Linked DNA regions of Homo sapiens: regions 1 and 3 are each linked to region 2. Evidence: chromatin loops called from intact Hi-C (ENCODE). Cell type or tissue: HepG2. All regions are shown on one strand.

The links. A loop is a pair of places that touch in the nucleus more often than their neighbours do. Peaks named below come from ENCODE experiments on the same cell type or tissue, not always from the same donor. Only the 100,000 strongest peaks of a DNase experiment are listed, where the experiment ranks them.
Region 1: a loop joins it to region 2, with 16 times the contacts of the local background. A loop is called at or near these places in 2 of 110 quality-filtered maps.
Region 3: it touches region 2 in a loop (6-fold over the local background); 3 of 110 quality-filtered maps call a loop at or near these places.

Annotation. Positions count from the first base shown.
Region 1 is chr2:45,466,806-45,474,805 of GRCh38, forward strand. All of the region lies in intron 16 of SRBD1 (S1 RNA binding domain 1), which reads right to left. Among named protein-coding and RNA genes, the nearest start is that of SRBD1, 140 kb to the right of the region's middle. In HepG2, no CTCF peak of the experiment used is centred here; DNase peaks (open chromatin) are centred at 2,596 and 3,126.
Region 2 is chr2:45,268,779-45,276,778 of GRCh38, forward strand. No RefSeq gene overlaps it. Among named protein-coding and RNA genes, the nearest start is that of LINC01121, 18 kb to the left of the region's middle. In HepG2, no CTCF peak of the experiment used is centred here; DNase peaks (open chromatin) are centred at 3,963, 4,943, 5,893 and 6,853; H3K4me3 peaks cover 734 bases; H3K27me3 peaks cover 354 bases.
Region 3 is chr2:45,327,199-45,335,198 of GRCh38, forward strand. It overlaps LOC105374577 (a long non-coding RNA gene), which reads left to right and starts at 4,091. Exons shown (of 2, transcript XR_001739448.2): 1 at 4,091-4,741; 2 at 5,613-6,379. In HepG2, a CTCF peak has its summit at 2,310; DNase peaks (open chromatin) are centred at 2,303, 3,613 and 3,983; H3K27me3 peaks cover 4,449 bases.

The sequences.
Region 1 (8,000 bases), 200 kb after region 2:
ACCTAGAAATCTTGTTAAAATCAGATTCTGATTCAACAGGCCTGAGGGAGGGCCCAGGAGACTTTCAGCAGGGTCTCTTGTTAATCAAAACAGACCAGCAGCACAGTTATCACCTGAGTGCTTCCTAGAAACACAGACTGTCATTGCTCACTCCAGGTTAACTGAATCAGAGTTTGCATCTTTAACAAAGGGATTTTATATGCATAGTCAAGTTTGAGGAGCATTAGAGACCAGTGGTTCTCAAACCCAGGCCAATAAAACACAGACTACAGGGTCCAATCCCCCTGAATTTCTGATCCTACAGGTCTGGGAAGCAAGTGAAAGAATGCACATTTCTAGCATATTGTCAGATGATATTGATGCTGCTAGTCTACTGACTGTATTTTCAGAACTAGTGATTCTCCGCCCTGGTTGTACATTTGAATTACATGTGAATTTTAAGAAGCTTGTTGGCATGTGGGGCCCACCCCCAGACCAATTAAACTACAAACTCTGGAGATGTAGCCTAGGTATTTTTAAAAACTCCCCTGCATAATCTTAAGGTTTCTCATTTAAATAATTTAAGAGTGAGGGAAGCAGGTAGTGGCGAAAAGAAAATAGTATACGATAAATGCTAGTTAAATGACAGTACCATTACTGTAACATATGATACCATAATTCCTTAAACATCTGCTCTACCCAACTCTGCCCTGTATATAAGCACTAGAAATTTGGCAGTCTACAGGTTTGTCGTAGGCCACATCTGTCTAAAATGACCATGGGGGAAAAATAATTATTTAATTCCTAAAATTCACAGAAGAAAAACCTGCATTTATGAGATAAGATATTTTTTAAGATAGTGTCAAAACTGTGCCTTACAAAGCATTTGACTTCGTGCAACATTAGGGGCTTGAGAAAGATTTCTAAGAATATTATGAAGGGAAAGGTAACATATAATATGAAATGTATATTTAAATTTTCACTAACAATGAAAATAGCTTACCTTTTTCTGATTATAAGTAAATTCTCATTGTAAAACACACATGTACACACACACTCATCAATATATAGGGAAGACACTAAAACCAACTGAAAGCCAAAGTTCCCGAGTTAAAGCATCTGTAGCATTTGACCAAGCTTTCCTGCATCTTGTTAAAAAATTATGAAATATTTAACAAAAGTTACAGAGTATAAGCAACACCAACCAGTTTAAGAAATAAGATATTATAAATATGATTGAAACTCCTGGTGTACCTCTCCCAGTTCCCATTTTTCTCTCGTTCCATGCCCCATCCAAACTATCATCTTAAATTCTGCGCTTATTTTTATAATCTTACTATATATAGGTATTCATAAATCCTATATATTTCATATTTTTAAATTTTATATCAGCCCTATAATACTGTACATATTCTGCAACTTACTTTCTCGCTTAACATTACATCTTATGAGGTTTCTCCATATTAATCTAGCATTTCTGAGTCATTTTCACTGCTCTATCTGTTCTTTCACAGTCTTGACTTTACTAGTGTATCTTTCCAGTTTCCAGATGATGAGCACAGTATTTCCAAATTTTCACTACTATAAATATTGCTTCAATGAACTTTTTTTTTTTTTTTTTGACACAGGGTCTCACTCTGTTGCCCTGGCTGGAGTGCAGTGGCATAATCACAACACAATGCAGCCTTTATCTTCCGGGCCCAAGTGATCCTTTCACCTCAGCCTCCCCAGTAGCTGGGACTACATGTGTGCACCACCATGCTCAGCTAATTGTTTTACTTTTTTGTAGAGATGACGTCTCACTATGTCACTCAGGCTGTCTCAAACTCCTGGGCTCAAGCAATCCTCCTACCTCGGCCTCCCAAAGTGTTGGGATTACAGGTGTGAGCCACCGTGCCCAGTCTCAATGAATTTATTGTGCATGTCTTCTTAGGTTCATTTTAGAGAATTTTTCTAGGCTATATACATTCTGCAACAGAATTGCTGAGTTGAAGAGAATTCTCATCTCCAGCTCTGTTAACTTCCAGTGCTCTCCAAAGTGGTGGTACCAATTTATACTGCTATAAATAATGTACAAGATTCCAAGTGTTCCACATGCTTGCTAACATCTGAATTATCAGACTAATTTTTGACAGCCTGAAGGGTTTATGGCTTTAGCATGCATTTCCTCCATTCATGGTAAGAGAGAGAAATTTTTTCATAGCTTTATTATTCTTTTGTATCTCCTCTTCTGTGAACTGCCTGTTCATAGCCTTTGCCTGTTTTTCTCTGGAATTGTCTTTTCATGTCTTGATTTGCAAGAGACCTTTACATATTCTGTATCATTTATAGTTTATGTGTTGTAAATATAATACCTTCTCCCTGTCTATGGATGGTCTATATATTGTTTTCTGACTGAGAGATGTTTTAGATTCTAATGCAGTAGAATTTACTAATCTTTTCTTTCATGATAGTATTTTTAATGTTATATATAATTTTTTAAATGATCATATAATTATTAGTTTTAAACACTGAAAGTAACTTAAAGTTTTAGAAACTGTAACAGTGATTTCTGTGCTAACACGAAAACTAGAAGGTGAACTTGAAACTGAAATGGATCTAGTTTCACTGCCAAGGTCAATGACATACACAGAGTAAGCAAACAAAAGATAAAGGAAATTAGATATGTCATTTTAATTTAAGGCATTATTGGTAAAAGGTTCTTCAAATCATGCTATCATTTCACATTTCTTTTAAAGATAAGTAATGGTGTTACACTAGGTTATGTGTGTGTATACATGGCTTATTACATTGTTGGTGATTTCCAGGAACTTGAGAAAACTAAAGCTAGTATTTCAACATAGGAAGCATAATTCATCCTGAAGGGAAAAATACCCAGAAAAGAAATTTTAAAACTTGAAATTTAAGGAATAAATAGCAAATTCTAACACATGAGTTGGGTTCATACACCTAGTCAAGGTCAATTACTTGTTTTCCTTCAGTTAGGTCTCTGCTTTGTCACAAGTGAATGAAATATCTGAATTGCAAGGCTAAGTCTGAATTTCACTCATAATACCCTGTAAAGCAAAGATTCAGTACAGCCCATATCCTGGGCCTTAGAGTCAAGGGACAACATTGCAAAACCATTTTGGCAGAGAATTCACCTGTGTAAATAATGTCTCAGTTTTAGAACAATTTCCTCTGTTTCACCTTTGTGTTTTCTCTATTTCAAAATACTGCTTTTGTGTATGGGGCAAAAATCCAAACAAAAGTCACCTAGGTGACCGGGCATGGGACAGACTCTTTTCTGTATCCCACTTTACTATGATAATTAAGGAATTAAAATGTTTTAAAAGATTTGAGCAAACACTGTAGAACAGGCAAGAAACCTTACTTTATTTAGACCTAAACTAAAACTCCATTTAATAATCTCTACATGTTGACTATAAAACAGTTTGTTTTTTATTTTTTTGATTTGTTTTTACATAGAATTGATTCCACAGAGCAGGAATGAAAGAAAATGCAAATTCCCACCTTTGAGGTTTTACTGTGAAAAATTTCCGCTGGGAAGATGATTTTCCTTTTACAGTAATTATTCATTATCCACAATAATGAAGAATAAAGATGGCCTGGATATAGAATCCAATAACAGTTCCAAAAACTTATTTTGGCCAACCATTTCATTCTCTATCATCACCAAATGATCTAACAGAGAGGCACAAAGGAGGAAAGAGCACTGTTCTGAGTCTTTCCTACTTTACTGTGTGTGTTCATTACCAAATGGAGGTGTTAATGAGCATGAAAGTACCGAAAACACAGTCCAAAGAAGAAAAAATTATCAAGTAAATCCAATGTATTTAAGTTGAGCTTTCAGGATATGACAAGGCCAAGCTAAACCACCATTCCCCACGTCCCAGTGAACTCAACAGAGCCAAACCTGCATCATCCTGCTCTCACTCTGGAGTGTTTTCTTGGGAGTAACATCAAGTCACTTTCCAGCAAAGTCTTTAGGGGTCAGTTAGGGATATGTTGTCATTTGACCACACTGGCTGCCTCTCTCTCCAGAAATAATGACAGGCATGTGTTTTTAAAATCACCTCTCCCCATCTCCTAAGACAAGGATTGGAACGCTGCCTTTAGCATTTTAGCTGTTATTAAACCAAAAGTATTTTAGTTTCTATTGAAATAATATTATAGCTTCTATTATTTCATCTATTTAACATTCTCTCTTTGAACAGCTTTCATTTTTTAAACAGCAATGTTTGTCCATCTACTCATATCTTAAATCAAAATGAAAATAAGTATTAAGTTTATACTGAAAGCACTTAGAAGTCCAGACTAAAAATAAATTCAGTCCCACTCTGATTGTAAGGGAAATCTATTAATGGCTATACATTTTACAACAAATTTTTCCTAATACATATTCACTATAGGGAGTTTGAAAATCAAAAAGTGAAAAAAAATCACATCAACAAGTATCAGTCACCTGCTTAGTTTTTTTTCTTCAATGTAAACACATGCCTACATTTTTAAAACACAAATTGTTTTTATTCTAGAGCAACAACTTTGTTGAAATTTTAAAATACTACAAGAACAATTTCTCACATTATTAAATCTTCCTTGAAAGCCTGTTTAAATAGTTGTATATTTCAACTCATACTATAATTTTAAAAACTATTTTGCTATTGTAGTTGCTTCTAATATTTTGCTATTACAGTAAACTTGTGTATGAATCTTAACAGCAGTTCTTATTGTCTTAGAACTAGCTAAAGGGAGAACTAAAAGAAATGCATTTTTACAAGTGCATTTTAATAGGTATTAACTATTTGCTAGAAATAGTAATTTAGACTTCTACCAGCAGTGTATATAAAATGTTCACCTCACTGTATCCTTCTGACTTGCACAGATATTTTCATCTTATTACAACTTTACTTAATTGTTAGGTTGAAATAATAACACCCTCTAAAATTTGGGTTTCTTTGATAGAGAGAAATTTGTTTCTTCCACAGTAAATGGTATGTAGTGGCTCTTTACATATTTTATGTAAATGTTTTATATAAACCAACTATAAATGTATATAAATCAAGAATAAAACAAAACCTTAATAATATGCAGTTATCACATATACATATATATTTGTGGCAAATAATTTTCCTAATTCATGACATGGCTTTAAAATTATGTGTTAATAAATGACCCAGCAAATCCATTCTGAGGTATACATCCAAGAGAAATGAAAACATACATAAAAACTTGAACAAAAATGTTCACAGCAGCATTATTTATAATACTTGAAAGGTATAAATAATCCAAAAGCCTACCAACTGATGAATGAACAAAATATCTCACACACCCACACCCACACATACACACACTGGAATACTACTTAGCCATAAAGAAGAATGAAGTACTGATACATGCTGCAATGCAGACCACCTCTGAAAACATTATAAGTGAAAGAGGTCAATCATAAAAACCCACATATTGTATGATTCCATGTATATGAAGTATCTAGAGGAAAATAGATTAGTGTTGTCTGGGGCTGGTAAAGAAAGGACAACGGAGAATGACTGCTAATGAATGCGTTTCTTTTTGGGGTGATAAAAATGTTCTATTTTCACAACTCCATGACTATACTAAAAAAATCACTGACTTGTACATTTTAAATCAATGAATTGTATGATGTGCAATTATGAACCAATAAAGCTGGGTTTGTCTTTTTAAGAGATGGGGGGGTCTCACTATGTCATCCAGGCTGGAGTGCAGTGGCTATGCAAAGGCATGATCATTGCTCACTATAGCCTTAAACTCCTGGGCTCAAATGATCTCCTGCCTCAGTGTTCTGAGTAGCTGAGGCCAGGTGCGTGTCACCATGCCTAGCTTCAAGCTGTTTTTAAAATGTATATATTAATATGGTATGGTCTACTAAGACTCCTGCAAAAACAGTGAATTTGTCTCATCTAATTTTTAGAAAAGTTTGTAATATGCATATTTCTTGAAGCTATGCTGTTAGGTAACAGATTGCTCAGGGCAATCATACTTTCTTGGAAGACTGTTATTAACATGAAATATCTTTCTTTTTCCTATTTCATGATTTTGCCTTAAGTTCTATTTTGTCTAAGGTCAACATTGCTATGGCTGTCTTTTTCATTTATGTGGAATATTTTAATCCAAATCTTTAATATCAAGGTTGTTTTTTTTTTCTTTAGGAGTGTCTCTTGCACATATGTAAGTTAGAGCTGTACTTTATTTTTTAAAGTCTTAAGTTCTATTAATAGGGGAAGTTAGCCCATTCACTTTTAAATACCTATTACTTATTCCTATCTCCTTATATTTTGTTGTTTATTTCCTATACTTTCTTATTTTCTTTTCTCTACCTTTGGATGAAATTATAAACTTTTTACATTTTACTCTCATGATTTATATTAAATATCTTATTGGTGGTTGTTCTTCATATGTTTCAGGTTATATTTTTAATCAAATTCTAGAGTTAATTTATATCTGAATCTTTTTCCTGAAAAAGAATCTTAATACTTTTTATCATTTCTTTTTCTTCTACTCTCCCATGTTGAACTGATCTGATCTAGACTTAAATATTTAAAGATTAACATTATAGATTTTAAAAACTATCAGGCTCAACTATACATTTTACTGTGTGTACATGTTTCCCATGTTATGTCTTTCCCTTCTTTGGACACTCCCCTGCTTTTTGGAAGGGAGTACTTCCATCAATTCTTTCAAAGAAGGTGTGAAACAATCAGAGAAGGTTCAAAATTGTTTTTATTTTCCACTCACACTAAATTGATGGTTTGCCTGATTTAGAATTATGAGTTCAAAATGTTTTTTCCCACAACTCCACAACTACTGCATTCTATCTTCTATCATTTATTTTTTATCAATAATAGGACTGTTGTCAATCTCATTCTTTCCTTTGCAGATAAACTGTTTGCTCTCTGAATACTTTTAGTCAGTTCCTCTTTATCACGTATTCTGAAATTTCATAAGCAGGAATTTAGTGTTGGCCTTTTGTTATTCTTTACTTCTGCATTCATAAGGTGTTTTCAGAAGACTTGTCTGTCTTCAGTTCAGGAAAATTTCCTATTACTTCTGTGATTATAACTCCATACTATTTCAATTTTACATCAGATGAACGCTGAAGGTTTAGAACGTCCTCTGTATCATGTGACTTTTTGTTCATGCTTTCCACCTTTTTCAGTTCAAAACTGCATTCTGAAGGAATTCAACCTTCCAATTCATTAATTTGCTTTTAACCGTGTCCACTCTATTTAGTCCAATTATGCATTTTAATCCTGATAATTACATTCTTAAATTCTAAGATATTTGATTGGTTTGAATTCATTTTAATACATATTTCTTTATAAATGCAATAATCTCTTTTCTCTCTATGAATCTTACTTTTACTTATTTCAAAGTCTCTGTTACTTATTCATTGTCTCACTCGCTATTACTTTTTGTTTATTAAGTTTGGTGCCTCATTTGTCTACCATAGGTTTTCCTCAAATGTTTAATCATTCTTGGTAGTGAGATCGTTTCAGAGTCCCTAACTGTCTGTCTGTGTATGCTGTTTCTGTTTACTATTCCCCACCTCCGGTGATAATGTGGGAAATGTGGGACATCATGCCAGGTGTCATGTACATGGCAGGAATTTATCTTCTCAGGATGAGGCTCCTTGAGCTTCCTGACATTCGAAGGTCTCTTGAGCTATCTCCCAGCCTCTCTGGCCTATGTTAAGGTCAGTGCTTCAGCTTGGATTCACAGTATACTGGAGGAGGAGGTCAGTACAGGCCTAGCTTTGCTATATGTATCTTCTTATCTAATACTTCAGACCCTCTCCCTACTATTTGAATCTGACTAGTTTGGCTCTACCGGGAACTGCACCTACCTCAAGAACATAATGATACACAATGATCTGTATATGTTTTGAACTGTGACTCCACCAGGTTTTATTTCTCCATGAGTGTGATTCCCCATGCTTAGTATCTGTCAGGAATTCCTGAGATTTCCATCCACTAATGGGAGGG
Region 2 (8,000 bases):
ACACCATTAGCAGATCCCTCGCTCCTAAAGGAAGTCATGCCGGCCTACAGTGGAACTCCATTTCCAGTTATTACTGCTAGACAAATGGCTTTTAAATTACATCCTAAAAGGCTCACAGGCCATTTGTCTTTGTAAGTAATGGCACAGAAATGCTGCATTACTGCCATCCTCACCCTGCAAAGGGGGTCTGCCTTACTAGGGGGATTGTAGGAAGGTGGATAAGAAAGAGACCCAGGAGGCAGAAATACCCAAGGTAGGGGCAGAAACACCCAAGATTTGATGCAGAAAAGTTGCCAGCTTTTCTGGAGCTGATGGGAGCACGCACACTGGCAAGACCTCTGAGAAGAAAATAGAGGTGGCTTTTCCTGGAAGCTGCCTACATCAACAGAGAGAACTGGGGTGGAACTTCCTGGGTGGGAAAGGGGAGCAGGTATAGAGCAGCACCAGAGTGTTATCCAGAGATAAAGCTGGATGGTGGCCATGACCCAGCCTTGACCACCAGGCTAGAGAGTCTGGATTTCACCCTAAAAGATGGAAACTTATGAGCAATTGGACTTCCCAAGGAAGTGGCCAGATGCCTGGCCCATGGCCAGAGACTGGCTGTGACTCTGAGCTCAGCCCCTGGAGCTCCAGGACTCTCTCCTCACCTTCCTTGGGAGATCTTAAAAGCCAGGAGCTGCTACTTCTACGGGGCTAGGCGTTAGCTCTGTGACATGTTATGAATAGAAAGACATTAAAGGAAAAATTCCAGCATTCCTCCTCCATGCTCTAAAGCCTTTGTTTACCTTATTATTAGAGGCCTGTCAGTACTCCTGAGAGCTGACAGGTCTGGAGGGTGAAGGAAGCTGTCACCGCATGGTTTCCACGCTGACAGTCTGTCTGGACTCCGTTTCACCACACAGCCAGCCTCGAGGCACCAAGTCACGCTACATCTTTCAGATCTGTGGCCTCCCTAAGGCATAGTGGGACCAGAGCCCCCAGTCTGGAGCCCAGAGAGTCATAGAGAGGGGCCTCTAAGTCTGCCAAAAACAAAAAGCTGCCAACATTCAGGGATGAAGTTATCATCATCTTGCATTGCTGGCCGTGTCTCGCTCCCAGAAGGAGGTGCTGCTTGTGTGTAACCTTCCCCTTCTGCTTCCTGTAAGAGATCTGAAGTCCTGTCCTTCATGGAAACAGTCCTCAGCCTGGCTATTTAAGATACTCCATACACTAACTTCACATCCCTCAAACCAGAGTTGCTCACAGACATGCACATCATGGAGTGCGCAGCCATCGTTTACGTCCAGGAGAGTTGATTTTATAAAGATAAAGGGCTTGAAGAGAAACCACTATTTTGATATTAGAACAAACACAGATCTATTGAAAAATAGAATGCAAAAAGGTCATGCATTTTTTAAGATAACACAAATGCCCAAGGTGTCTGTCATGATGTGGAACTAAGCCCCTAGATTCCTTGGGTTTATGTTTCTGCTCTTCTCTGATATTAGAAATACTCTGGTGAAAAGTTTAAGAATCACTTTACTAACATGACAAGTTACAAAATAGTTCCCAGTATCCAGTTTCCAGCAAATCTACAGAATAGGGTCGGTGTTTCAAGTTCTTCATTTATAGCAATAATAAAAAGATATTTATTCACCAGGTCCATCCTAAGCACTTTATATGCATCACATTCTTTAAACATGGCTTCTGTCCAATGAAACAAGGATGTTTATTATCACTGTGCAAAGAGTATAAGTGACAAGCCCAAGGTCACGCAGCTACAAAGCAGTGGCACCAAGATTTAAACCCAGTAAATATGGCGCCAGACCCTTCTTTCTTAGCCGTCCATCTACACTGACTGTAAAATGAAAGGGGCTGGATCAAATGACTTCAAAACTCTCGAGCCATGTACTCCCTGGGCAAAGGCACATGGAATGTGATCAGATAAACAGAACTCCTTTCTTATAAAGACAAATCAGAGATGGTCAGGTCATCCTTAGTTCATTCTCCTCCAGTTTTTGGTAGATAAGAATTTTGAGCTGGGTTTCTGATTAGTGTCAAGTTGAGCAAAATTGAATCCAGGAAGGATTCCTGGAGAAAAACCCTTGGAGTGGGCTCAGAGAACATGGATCCCAGGGGCTTTCCAAAGCTTCCAGAGTGCTGTGGTAGGATGGGAGTGGCTTCTCAATAGCCACAACCACCTGGAAAGTGAATAGAGAAGATGACAATCAGGAGACAAACGTGATTTGAAAAAAGGCAGCACAACTAAGTAGTGGACCCAAGAGGAATGCCTGTCTCCCTGTCGGCTCCTTAGGGGCTCTTGGCAAAGTGGCTCCAAAGGACAGGGGCATCTGATACAGGGCATTTGATACCTGGAATAGACCCTGGCTAGTGAGGTTGTGCCAAAATTCTTGCCTGAACATATTGGATTATAAAATATGTGGATATGACAAGCATATCTGTTTCCCCTTCCAAAAGCTACTTCTTGGTCTAGGATGCTGGCCCCAAGACCCAGCCCTCTGGGACTATTTTTATACAAAGCACAATCAAGGCAGGTTTGAGCCACAGAATCAAGGCAGGGAGCAGACAACCATGCAGGGAATCCAGGGGAAGAGAGCAAAGGGGAGGGGGTGTGACACAAGATCACTTGGCCTCAGTAAAGAGACATGTGCACAGGAGGAGAGACCCCACAGATCCCACGGTCCCTCAGCTGCTGTTGCTGGTGGCAGGAGGGGAACGGAGCCACAGGCTGAGAACATGGGCCCTTTAAAAAAAATCATTGACTTGAAGCCTTTCTCCAGCCACTTCTACCAGAAGTCACCGAGCTTTAGCCACCTCCTCCCTGCAGAAGCACAGGATTCCCCAAAATGCACAACTCAAGATAATGCCCCCAAAGTACATGGCACCACTTGGCCAAGGATGTGATGCTGGGAAGATCTTTAAAATATTTAACAATTGGTATGACGTGGGCACCAACCCATAAGAACAGCATTCTCACCAAAGGCATCTTCATGTTGGGTCCCTTCTGCCTTTTCATTTTAACCTTCAGTGATGTCCTCCCATGCAGAGCAGGCAGTCACTCTTACGCCTATCTGCTGAGAATTTTCTCTGTCGGCAGCATCAGCCTCTCTGTCCCAAATCCCTCCTCGTATCTAACACACTTCCCCCAGTGCCTAAGCTTTCTCCTTCAAAGGCCACCAAAGCATGTGACCCAGGCATCCCTCATTCCAACCTCCCGTTGTCACTCGAGCTTTTTCCTTGAAGTGCCTGCTCCTTTCCTTTGCTGGCCACATCTCCCCATCCTGAGCTCTGCCTTTGACTTCCTGACTCCAGTAATACTTCCCATGTTGTTGGCATCTCTTCCAGGACACTGTAGTCTGGATTTGGCACTTGATGTTATGAAACTCAGCCCCTGACTAGACAGTGCCCTGTGGTGTTCTTTTGACTGCTTCATCCATCAGTTCTGCCACCCCACCGAGGCTGTGCACGCCTGAGGGCAGGGAGCAAGCTTCAGGTTCTTCTTGTAATCCCCATTGTGTCCCAGGCAGGACTGGGCACTCTGCAGGTGTTCAATGACCATGAAGCAACCAAGTTGACTCGTGCCTGGATACGATTCCTGGTATAGACACTGATACTCACCTCCATCTTGGGGCTTCGGTTTCCTCATCTGTAAAATTAAAGGTTGTACTGTGGTCCTCAACCCTAGCATCACATTAGAATCACCTGGAAACTTAGAAGCAGTCTCACTAGCCAGGGCCTATTCCAGGGATTCTTTTTGACAAGTGTTGGGTAGGACTGGACATCAGTTTTTGTCCTTTTTTTAAGTACTGCAGGTGATTCCAATGCACAGCCAAGACTGAGCACACCTGAATTAAATCATCAAACAGTCCCATGCAACTCTGTGATTCCATGAGCTGAACTGAATGGGATGGTGTTCCAAGTGAGCTCATTTGTAACAGAGGGTTTGGTTTCAAGGTCATCCTGATGCACAGGTTGGGGAGAGGCCACAGGTGGGGGCTGTGGCAATAGCCACTGTCAGAGCTCAAGCCTTGTCATCATCTGTGCCTGTGACAGGTCCTCCCCTGGGTGCTGCTCTTAGGCGATGCATATTTCCAAAGGACTCCCAGATGCTGAATGAAAGGGTTAAGGACTCCCCAAAACCCACCTCCCCCCAACATATTATGTGCTCTTTAAAATGTCAGGAAAAGTTCAGAATTGCTGTTGGCAGGTCGTGCCAAAATTCTTGCCTGAACATATTGGATTATAAAATATGTGGATATGACAAGCCTATCTGACAGATCAGTTTACCTTATACTAAGATGATGTTTAAAAGAAAGACATGGTTTTTTTCCCTGTTGTGGTTTAAGGGTTTTGTGGTTGTTTTGTGTGTTTCCTCAGTGTTTTCTTTCTTTTCTCCTTCTTAAAATATTGTCCTGACTTTGAGTTTTGACATCAATTAAAAACTCAGCTAATGAAAAAGCTAAACCCTTGGGAACACATTAAAGACCACTTAGGAAAGTTGATTCCGGCTCCTTTTTCAAAGCCAAATCTTAGACACCAAACTAAGTTCAATTACAGACGTTCATTATTCCTTGGGTATAAAAGTCTTTTTATAACCCTCCCTCATTGTAGGGCTGCATAAATGGAGCATATTCATATTTTCCCTCTCTCTCTTTCTCTTTCTTCCCTTTCCTTCTCTCTCTCCCTCCCTCCCTCTCTCTCTCACTTGTTGAAACAAGCACAGTAATTGCATTACCAGATTTCTAGGATTAACTTTTGGTTCAAGGAAAAGTGCTGAGTTTGAGCGTGTATCTGTAATTAGAGGTGGTAGGGTAATTAGCTGCACACAGCTAGACGGTCTGCAAGGGGCCTAGAAGACAGGTCTATTTGTTCTGTTTCATCACATGATTTAATCAAACAGTGAGTGCCTTGCTCACAGGCCTCACAAAACAAATATTTGCTGATTGATTGGTTCATCAAACAACTGGTCAATTCAGTTAAACCAGCTCTTTGCTGTCCAGTAAGCCAAGGAAAGAAAAATAATTGACCTAAGTCTTTCACTTTCCAAATGGCTGCTTTGCTGCCTTACAGAAACAACTGCAGAACAGCACATGGTGGAGGTGTTGAAATCCACTCCTTTCTTTCCCTTTAATGGCTTTCCAAAATAAATAGCATTAAAAATCAATAGGCTACAAAATGAAGCCCAAAATGAAAATCTACAAAAGATATTCATCACTTTGTCTACATGAAGGCCTGCTCTCAAGCAGCCTGCCTCCTTGGGTTCAAGGTATGTCACATCACTGAGAGATGTTTAAGTCAGTGTATCCCAGGAGCAGAGCTATGTTATCCTAGGGAGGCACCCTCTCCACCACCAGCTCTCCAGAAGCAAATGCGAAGATGCAGTCAAATCTCTGGGTATTTTGATGTGGACCTGATCACATCTAGATGCAAAGGAGACATGAAGGCCAGATGCTGGTGTCCTGCCAGCTTCCCAGAGAAACCTTTGCTTTCTGTGCCACCTGTTCATTAGCAGGCTGCAAAAAACTGGCTGGAAGCCCCACTCTGCCCATTGGTAGAAATCCCCAGTGGGGAGTGCCTATGAGCAAGGCATTCACTTTATTTTCCATTCTGGAGCCGCTGTTCAGAGGATATTTGTCTCTGTTGGGCCCAGAAGAAAGAAGTTCGCCCCATAGTAAGGCAGGGTTCCAGCTGTGCACAGAAATGCCTGCCCGGAGGCTCTCTGCTGAGGCTGAAGAATGGCAGGGAGGCAGCTTTCCATGAAAAGCAATTTAAAGTGACATGATGTTAAAGGCCGGCAGTCCAAAAAAAAAGGCAAACATCCCATCACCTGTGAGTGATCCCCTGAGCCCGGGGAACATTTTTTAAAAATCTGTCTCACAATCACCCAGTGTTTAACTTGAAGTCCATTTGTTAATTTAGTAAACACAGACATGATATTGACAATATGCCTCTAATCCAGGCAGGAAGGAAGTATCCGGTGTCAGGCAACTCCAGGCCCTCTCTAGTGCCCCTCACCTGAAGGGCTGCATGAGGCGAGACAGCTCAGACAGCAGGTGGAAGGGCAATGGGGTCAGGGGTTCCTTAACCCTCTGAGGGCCAGGACACTCTCTCTTGGGAGTCGGGGAGGAATCTGTAAAGATCCTCTCTTCCCATCACCCTTAGCAGTACAAAGTGGTTTACAATTTACAAAACACCCTTCATATTTTCTGACTAAAGCTTTCAGGCCTGTCCTATGAGACAAGTTGTGATAGTTAATTTCTTACGTCAATTTGGCTGTGCTATAGTGCCCAGATATTTGGTCAAACATCATTCTATATGTTTCTGTGAAAGTATTTTTTAGATGAGATTAACATTTAAATCAAGTTAAACGGGCTTTGAGGAAAGCAGATTACACTCCATAATGTGGGTGGGCTTCATCTAAACAGCTGAAGGCCTTAACAGAACAAAGAGTTGCCTCCCAGAGCAAGAAGCAATGCTGCCGGCAACCTGCCTTTGGACTCAGCCCATGACTTGCCCCTGAGTCTTCAGCCTCATGGTCTACCCTGCAGATTTTGGACTTGAACCTCTACAATCATGTGAGCCAATTATTTAAATCTTTTTCTCTGTCTTCCCTCTCTTGCTCTCTGTCTACTATCTCTCTCTCTCTCACACACACACACACACACACACACAAACACACCCCTTGTTGGTTCTGTTTCTCTGGAGAACTCTGAATAATACACTGAAAGTGTTTTCAGTCCTGTTTTATGACGAGGAAATGGGCTTAGTGAGACTAGGAACTAACATTGGGCTACTGTGGTATAAACTGGTCACTCAGAATCAGTGCACTGGGGCAGGTTCACACACGATGACTTCATCATTCAGAAATGTAAAAGTCCAGGGCTGGTAAAGAACCCAAGAGGACAGGGCTGTGGCCCCTGATGTCAGACAAATATATGTCTTGATCATGTCACTTCTGTTCTTGAAGATTTCTGGGGCTTGTGCCCCCACCTCCTACCCCCTTCACCCATTGCTTCTTTCCACGCTGCTGATTAAATCTACCTTCTTTCTTAATTTAACCCCATTTTTTTTGGTGGTGTCATCCACACAAGGAAACATGCCTGATTGTAAAGTTTCTGGCAGGAGGCTTCTCCTTTAAATGACAATTTTAAATAGCATATACACAATGCTCAGAGCACAGGAGATACACTGCATGAGCAGTCATGTTAGTGGCATCCTACGAATGTAACCTGGGCTTTGTAAACCATAAGGCATTCAACATTCAACAAAGGTAAGGAGTCAACATTATTGTTCTAGGTTGCAGGACTGAGTGAGGTTGAGAGAACACACAATTCTTAGGTATGAGAAGCAGCTCATAAAATCTTCAAGTCCAAGGTTGAGGCTACTCCATGCTGAAATTTTGTTTAAGTAAGATGGTATGAGACAAAAGACCCTGAACTTAAGTAAGTAAATTCTGAACCCCTGGTTCAATCACCTTTCTTTTCCAAACCCTCTCACTTCTTTATGGTAAAATAAATAGGGTCCCCTTCTTTATTAAGGAGAATTGTTTTGATTGCAAGAAACAGAAACCAACTCAAGCCAACTTCAACATGCAAGTGCAGTTCTCACAGAACCCAAGGGCCAGAACAGCTGAGCCTAAGGCAGGCTCTGGAATCAGAAAATGGAAGGCCATGGGGGAACCCAGGAGACTCTTTTTCTTCCCCCTCCAATGACTTCTTTCTTGTCTCTCTGTAAACTCAGTCCACAAAGTAGAAAGAAGCCTACTCACTGGTCCTAAATTTGTATTTTTCCTTTGTTCAAAAGTTTAGTCAAGAATGGAATCTTGGCTGGACGCAGGGGCTCATGCCTCTAATCCTAGCACTCTGGGAGGTTAAGGTGGGAGGATCACTTGAGTCCAGGAGTTTGAGACCAGCCTGGGCAACATCACACCAGGCTAATTTTTAAATTTATTGTAGAGATAGGGGTCTCTACAAAAAAATTAAAAATTAGCCTGGTGTGAT
Region 3 (8,000 bases), 58 kb after region 2:
AGTTTGGATATTTTTTCCCTCCAAGCCTCATGTTGACATGTGATCCCCAGTGTTGGAGGGGGTGGCTGGTGGGAGATGTTGGATCATGGGGGCAGATCTCTCATGAATAGCTTGGCGCAATCCTCTTGGTAATGAGTGAGTTCTCACTCTATTAGTTCATGAAAGAGCTGGTTGTTTAAAGGAGCCTGGCAGCTCTCTTGCTCTCTCTCTCTTGCCATGTGACATGTCCACTCCCCCTGTACCGTATGCCATGACTAAAAGTTTCCTGAGGGCTCACCAGAAGCTGAGCAGATGCTGGTCCCATCCTTGCACAGCTTGCAGAACCGTAAGCCAAAAAAAAGCCTCTATTCTTCATAAATTACTCAGTCTCAGATATTCCCTTAGAGCAACACAAAACAGACTAATATATCCCCATTTCCCCAGTGCCTGACCAGAATTATGGTGTTTTTCCCTGTGGTTCTAGACAGGACATGGTGAGTTGGGCCCACCAACCCTGGTGGGTGAGACAACAGTTCTCTTTATGTGTCTGACCTGAGTCTACCAGCCCTTCTTCAATCAGCCCTTTTCTTAGTGCTATAGCTGCAGGGAAGAGTCTGCTTTTTCCAAGACAAACAATCATACTAGTGACAACAGCTTTGCAAGTTTGGAGGAGTCAACCTGATCTAGTACTGTCCTCTCCCTGCTGAGGACAATTCTTCATAAAAGACCAACATGGGGGGTGAGGTGGGTGAGGAGGAGGGGAAAATGAGCAGGCTGCCTTTGGAGTGTGACCTGTGTGTGCAGGTACATTACCAAAGCTCCCTGCTCACAAGTCTCTCGTGCCCCCTGCAGACTCCATAGTCCGCCATCAAGGTTCCTGTTCCATCACTGGAAACTTTAACCAGGTTACTCTTATAAGTGTCTCTGCCCAAATGGGACAACTGGTTATGATGCAGGTGAACCCCAACATTGGGGCTTAGCCCAAGAGGGATCTTGGCTTCACTCAGGAAATAATTCAAGCATGAGCCAACAGTGAAAGGAAGCAAGTTGATTTGAGCAACAGCATACAACAAAATGGCTGCTCCACAGACAGGGCAGGGCTATCCCACAGGCAGAGTAGCACTGGTGGATTGCTGGCTAGGTATATTTACCCCTACTCCTAATTAGATGCTAAATAAGAGGTGGGTAATTCATGAACTTTCCGGAAAAGGGGCGAGCAGTTCCCAGAAGCATATAAAGTCATTTCTGGGCATTGCCATGGCATTTATAAACCATCACTGTGCTGGTGGGAGTATCTTGTAACATGCAAATGTATTATAATTCCTAGTCCTTGCTGGTTGTGGACAGTTTCCTTCCTACATCAGCAGGGTCAGGAAAACAAGCCCTGCTGATCTCCTGGCTCAGTTAGGTTAGGGTCTAGGGGAGTGCCGTAGTGAAGACCCCAGGCACTGACCCATTCCCAGAACCTCCTCCTCCAGGCTCATTCCCTACTCATTCATTTGCCCATCTCCTGTGTTTGTTTGGTATCTATTTCAGCTCCTCTTCCTGGTTACAACATCCAGATAATGGCTCTCCCCACTCAGCTCAATCCCTGGGGCTCCTGCTGTTCACCATCCTTGAAGGGAGTGAACCCACCCATCACCAAATGCCTCAGAAGAGATGCATCAGTAGCTGCTTCCCAAGAGGCAGGGAGCGAGTGCTCAGAGAAAACTCTGGGTAGGGGTGAGGATGATGCCAAAGGTCAGCTCTGCTCCCACTGTGCTCATGACTCTCTGGGCAGTCATGGTGCTTGGCCAGGTTCTCTTGGCATCAACTGATCCCCTTTCTTCAGGTCCTGATCCAAAGCCCAGCCTTGAGGATGCTGCCTGTCTCAGATCCTGAGCTCCTTAGAAGGAGAAACGGGGCCATGCCCAGCACTGGGGCAGATGTAAAGAGCAGTTTAAAGACTATAGGAAAAGGGAGGAAGTAGAGGACAAGGGAAAGGGAGAAAGAAGAGGGGGAGGAAGGAGAACAACAGTGCCTCCTTTATTCCAGCCTCCATGCCTTTGCTAATACTGAAACCTAAAGGGCCACCATGTATGATCTCCTCCCCACAACCATTCCCATCCTCATTGCTCTCCCCTGCTGCTGGTCTCACATCTGTCACACAGCCTTGCCTCGCCTGTGCCCTCCCAACCCAGCCTGGGCTCACAGCCTGCAGCGCTGTAGCCGTTAGCTGCATGTGCTTCAGGCTTGGGTCCACACTGCAAGCTGCTCCTCTCGCTTCCCTGTGGTGACTCACGGGCCCTTGCTGCAGCCTGGATTGATTGGGTGACAGGGTAGCCAGGGTCTGAGGCACCCTAGTGGCTCTTTGCAGAAGAAAAAGGAGTCCAGGGCACATTCCAAGCCCTGTCAACACTGGCTTAGCCCCTTAGTGGTGTAAAATCTCACGCCTGGAGTCCTGTAAGCTCCTGCTGCCAGCTGCAATTTTATTGGTGGTCTGTGACTTCAAAGGCCTCTCCTCCTGCATGGCTGAGCCAGGCAGGCTGCAGAGCAGAAGGCCTGTGCCCAGGGCACCAGGGAATTCCCCCAGGACCTGGACCCAGCCTCCTCTCCAACCTACACTGCCTCTTTCTTTGATAGTCACAAAAATCACTTTCCCAGCTCCCTTGGCAGCCAGAGCAGATGGAACTGCAGGCGAGGAACTGGCTTTCCTGGATCAGCTTCTTAGGATACCGCTTTTCTGGATCTGTTTGTCCCAGATTTGCAGGTGAGACACTTCTAACCAAACATCTCTTCAATGTCCCAACTGGATAAGATACTTTTTTTTCCTCTAGAAAGCCCCAGCAGTGGAAAGACAGGAGGCTGGGTTGTGGTCTGGGTCATCCTGAGTACCCACTTGATATCTGTCTGCCTAATCTATCAAGGAGGGTGACACTGAGGCCTGGCCACTGCCTCACAGCTCTTTGGAGGTTAGAAGAGGTCAAGTCTGGGAAAGCAGGCAGTGAAGCTCTCAAAGAGAAGGCACTGCTCAGTCCACACTGCTGGTGCCCCTCGCTGGCCGTCTTGACACTCAATGAAGTGTTTAAGACACAGTGTCTGAATCTCAACTCTGACATTTCCCAGCTGCGTGCCTTTGGGAGAATTACCCAACTCCTCTGGGCCTCCATGCACTCATGCGGATTAGCTCATATTGGTGAAACACTTGAACAGTCCCTGACACCTGGTAGGTGCTATAGAAATATTTGCTATTGGTTTTTTTGTTTGGTTTGGTTTTGAGACAGAGTCTCACTCTGTTGCCCAGGCTGGAGTGCAGCGGCATGATCTCAGCTCATGCAACCTCCACCTCCAGGGTTCAAGCGATTCTCGTGCCTCACCTCCCGAGTAGCTTAGGTTACAGGCGTGCAACGTCCAGCTGATATTTTTTGTATTTTTAGTAGAAACGGGGTTTTACCATGTCGGCCAGGCTGGTCTCAAACCCCTGACCTCAAGCGATCTGCCAGCCTCAGCCTCCCCAAGTGTTGGGATTACAGCTGTGAGCCACTGCACCCAGCCAGAAATGTTTGCTTTTGTTATTATTGCCACACATATGCCTCATCTTGCTCATTTATTCCACATGAATAGGATTTGTGTGCCAATGAGATGACAAGCTTCCTGTACCCTTTCCTCCCCAACACACACAGACACCCAGTCCAGCCTGGTGTGCTCAAGCAAGAGCAGCTCAGACCCTGCTCAGCCTTTTGCTTGTGAAGTAAGCTTGGGCAAATTATTAAACCCCTGCAATCCGGCATGGTCATTTATAAAAGGGAGCTAAGAATAACCTGCTTCACAGAGTGGCATAGAATTTACATGAAATTTAGATAAAGCTACTAGTAAATATCAGCAAAGCTCAGTGCCTGGCCTACTACAGGCACTTAATGAACGTATTAATGAATATTTGTAGTAGGCACTGAATGAATGTTTGTTCTCCCCGGTACTGGGCAAACAACAGCTCAGTAAACACTTGGCAGCTTCAGGTCAGTCCTGAAGAGCATGTGTTAAAGGGGGTGGTGGCATCAAGTGACCAGCCCCACCCTCCACCGCTGGCCACACCTTCCCTAGTGACCACACTGAGAAAACACTTAGATGGACCGATGGGTGTGAATCCCTTGAGAGCAAGGCTGCATCTTCTCTCTTGCACTTGCCAGCATCTGGCACAGCTGGGTATTAATCACACAAGACACAACTCCAGCGGTGGCGGCCCTGGATGTCTGAAATGCTGTCCAGAACATTGAGAGAAAGCCAAAGAAGGAAAGCTGCCCTCAAACATGCCCAGGATCTTGCTGGAGATGGAAACTAACAAGGATGGAAACATGACAGCAGAAAAATACAGACCAGTTTGAAGTCTGCCCACCTGGGAGTCAAGCCACATTGAAAATCAATAAGGCATCAAGGCCGGGAGCTCGGAGAGCCGACTGGATACCTGCGTGGGCCTCCTTTAAAGAGGTGAAAGCTTTGAAGTTGCAGACGACCAATAAAAATACAGCTGGCATTTACAGCTTCAACTCCTCCTGCTTTTGCTTTTCACCGTGTTGCTAAAGCTGCCTACAAAGCTGCTCCAGGCCGGACTCTTGGCCCAGGTTGACAGAGCCCATTCCCATTCCATGGACAATAACAGGGGCTCTTGGTGTCCTCTGGCCAGGGATTGGTGATCAACTTTAGGCACGCTGGCAATTTCCCAGGACAACCCCGTCTTAGGTTCTGAACATCAGAGGCAATGGCTAAGGTCCCCCAAAGCACTTTGGTAAGTTCAGTTAGAAGCAGGCTAAGTGGTGGCCAAGATAAGCCTCAGAGAAGCTCATGCTCTTCTGGGATACCTTCGCTCTATTTAGTGTGTTTTCCGTTCTCCTGCCCATTCAGTGTTCCCTTTTCAATGCCTGTAACACCAGGAGGAGGAAGGGCCTTCTAGAATGAGCCCTTCCCCTCAAAGATGGAGCAATCCAGGTACAACAGGTTAGTCCAAAAGGGAAACAATAGTTACAGTGAGAGGGAGCTGGACCCTGATTCCCAGCCCAATGCCTAGGATTTAAGATGCTGAAGCTGGAGGCTTTTCTTTCTTCTCTCACTTCTCTATTTACCACTCACAGGAAGCTCCAGGACCTTCCTCTTTCTTCAGCAAGCATAGAAAGGGTTCTCAGAACTAGGTGCTCCTGGCCCAGTGAGGGAGACAAGACTTAAAGCATAAAACATCCAGGCAAAAAGCTACAAAGCAGTCTCAGAATGAATGGAAGGTGTTATGCTATGCAACATATATGGGCAATGTCAGGCTTAATGACCAAGCTGAGCTAATGTCAATAAACAGAGAACTATTAGGAAATTCATTAATCAAGGTCTTGTTTATACTCCTATTTGTCAACCAAATTATTTGCTTGACTTGTGACCTCCTTGGTTTATTATGGCCATTTCTGTCATCAGCAGAGCTGGGCTGCTGGAATTTCACACATAGGTAGTCCTGCCTCTGTCTTCAGCATGCTCCTGGTCAGCCTTCTCCCAGAATCACACCTCTGAGCAGGGGCCAAGGTCTGTCTTCAGTTAACAAATAACCATTCTTTATAATCCAGTGGTTTACTGGGCCTTAATTAATTGATTTGCTAATCGCTGTTTCCTGTTTCCAGGAATGAGCCCAGGAAGTTGACCTTTGAAGCACTCTCCTGCTCTTGGGGCCATGTCATCAGGAAGAAACTCCAGGCTGAAAACACAACTGCAAGGCCAACAGGCAGGGGAGCAGCTTTCTCAGGACACCTGAGGTCCTGCCCCACCAGGCTCTGGTCTTTACACACCATCTCTCACTGTCCTCTAGCCCCAACTGCACATTGCCTTCCTCCTTCCTGAGCTCATGCTTGCCCCTCCCTCGGCATCTCCCTAGCCCCAGCCTGAAGGCTGACCTCCTCCAGAAAGCCTCTCCCTCACCACGAGGCCAGAAAGAGTCTGTCCTGTCTCTAGCTTCTGAGTTTCTTAGTCCCAACGACTGTCCCTGCTCCACTGACACCTTCCATACACAGCTTTGTGAGCTGTGCGCATCTGTGGGTACCAGAGGGTAAGTTCGAGGGCCAGCTGACGCCTACTGTCTCTACTGTCTCACAGATCTGCATTGGGTTTCCTTGGTCCCAATCCCCCACAGACACACACACATGTACACACTCACACACACAACGCTGGACCAATAGAGAGAACTTTATCAGTAAAATGTAACTATTTCATTACACCAGAAGCTATCCGTGTTTAAGGCCCTATCCCCAAAGCAAGTAGAGAATGACAATTATCTTGGTAAGGAACAAGGGCCTTCCCACTTCCATCCCCTAAATTACACTAATTTCTGGCGTTTCCACCTTCTCTGAGCCAGTGCTTCCATTTGGGAAATAAATATGAAATGATTTATCCATTCAAAGTGACAGATCACAGGTTTGTAGGTAGCAGGCAGGGGAATCTGCCTCACAAAGGTAGACATCCTTTATGACTTTGAAGGGAAAAGGGTGAAGGGCCCTGTGGGGAGTGGCAGCGAGGATCAGATTTCTCCAGAATCACTCGGAGTAATATCTATCCTCAGCAGCCGCCCTGTGGATTCTGACACATCTCAAAAAAGCAGGGGTCTGGAAAAAGCAGTCAGCATCTCTTACCTTCTGCAAAAAGCTACTGTGCAGACTGTTCCTTTGTAGTTTGGACTTAAAGAAAAAAAAATCAAACCATCTTGGAAAAATCAGAAAGCAGATGCGTCCATAATGGAACTTGGCAAGAGCAATAGAAACCTCGTTATGGGTGTTACAGGCACTCACACCTCAATTAACCTAGGGGGCGTGGGGCTGCTGGTTTCTCTGCACAGATGTCAGGGTGAGAGACCCTCATGGCCAGAAGACTTAGATACCCTGAGACTCCTTCTGAAACTAAGGACCCGGGATCCCCACCCAGCCCTGGCCTAGGATCCTTTTCAGAGCTTCGGAGCCTCATGTCCAGGGTAGTCCGTGGACACGGGGCCACCTCTGGTGCACCCTGGGCTGCCTAGGCCGCCAAGCCCACCCTGGAGTGGCAGGAGCTCAGCCTGTGGCCAGCTCTGCACCCACAGCCACGACCTGGTGCCGAATTTTACTATCTGCCATTTACCATTCTGACGGGGAAAACAAATTTAAAACACCTGGAAATTTATGTCTCTGATGGGTCAGGTTGCACTGTTCCATTATATTAAATAATCCAGGCTGTGCGCTTCAAAGGCCGCCGGCCTCGGGAGGCCGCCAGGGCGCGGGGCCTTTGTTAGCGGTGGGGATGCGGGCAGCCCATGGCCCACCTGCGCCTGGGAGCGCCCCAGGGTGCTTGGGCCTGAAGGCCGGCGTTGGGGGAGAGGGTGGCCTTCAGAATCAGCCCCAGGCACTGGCATGTGCTCTTTCGGAGGCCTGCTTTCCCTTTCCCTGGACTGGGTATGACTCTCATCTGCACTGGCCTGGGTTCAGAAGGTGGAGGTTTCCTTTCTCACCCGGTCACTCACAGGCTCAGTGACGTGGGGCCCCAGTCTCCTCCTCTGTGTAACAGGACCTTAGTGGCAGGCAGCTCTGTTCGCGTGGCTGACGCCCCTCCCCAGCCCCATTCTGTGCCCCAGACTTACCAGGGGGGCTCAATTGGCTCTGTTCAAACTCTCAGAAGCTCTGAAGGTCAAGGTGAGCATGAAGGGTTGAGAAGATTGGAATTTGGAGGAATGATCAAACTGCTTAGACTTGGGTGGCTAGCGGGGTCAGTAGCAGAAGCTGGGAGAACGCTCAGGAGGCTCTTGCTAAGCAAAGCTCTCAAGGCCAGGCTGGCCAAGAGCAGCACTGGTTTTGGGCAAGAAGGAGTTCCGTACCCTGGGACCATCCGGCGAGTGACCCTCACCCAGCACTGACACTGCAGGGGATGTGGGAGGGCCAAGGGGCAGGGGTGAGGACTTGTGTCCCAGAAGCTGGGCAGGAAGGATAGGTGAGTTGTGCCTGGAGTCTGAAACCAACAGACTGGTTTAAGAACTCATATGAGGTCTTGGA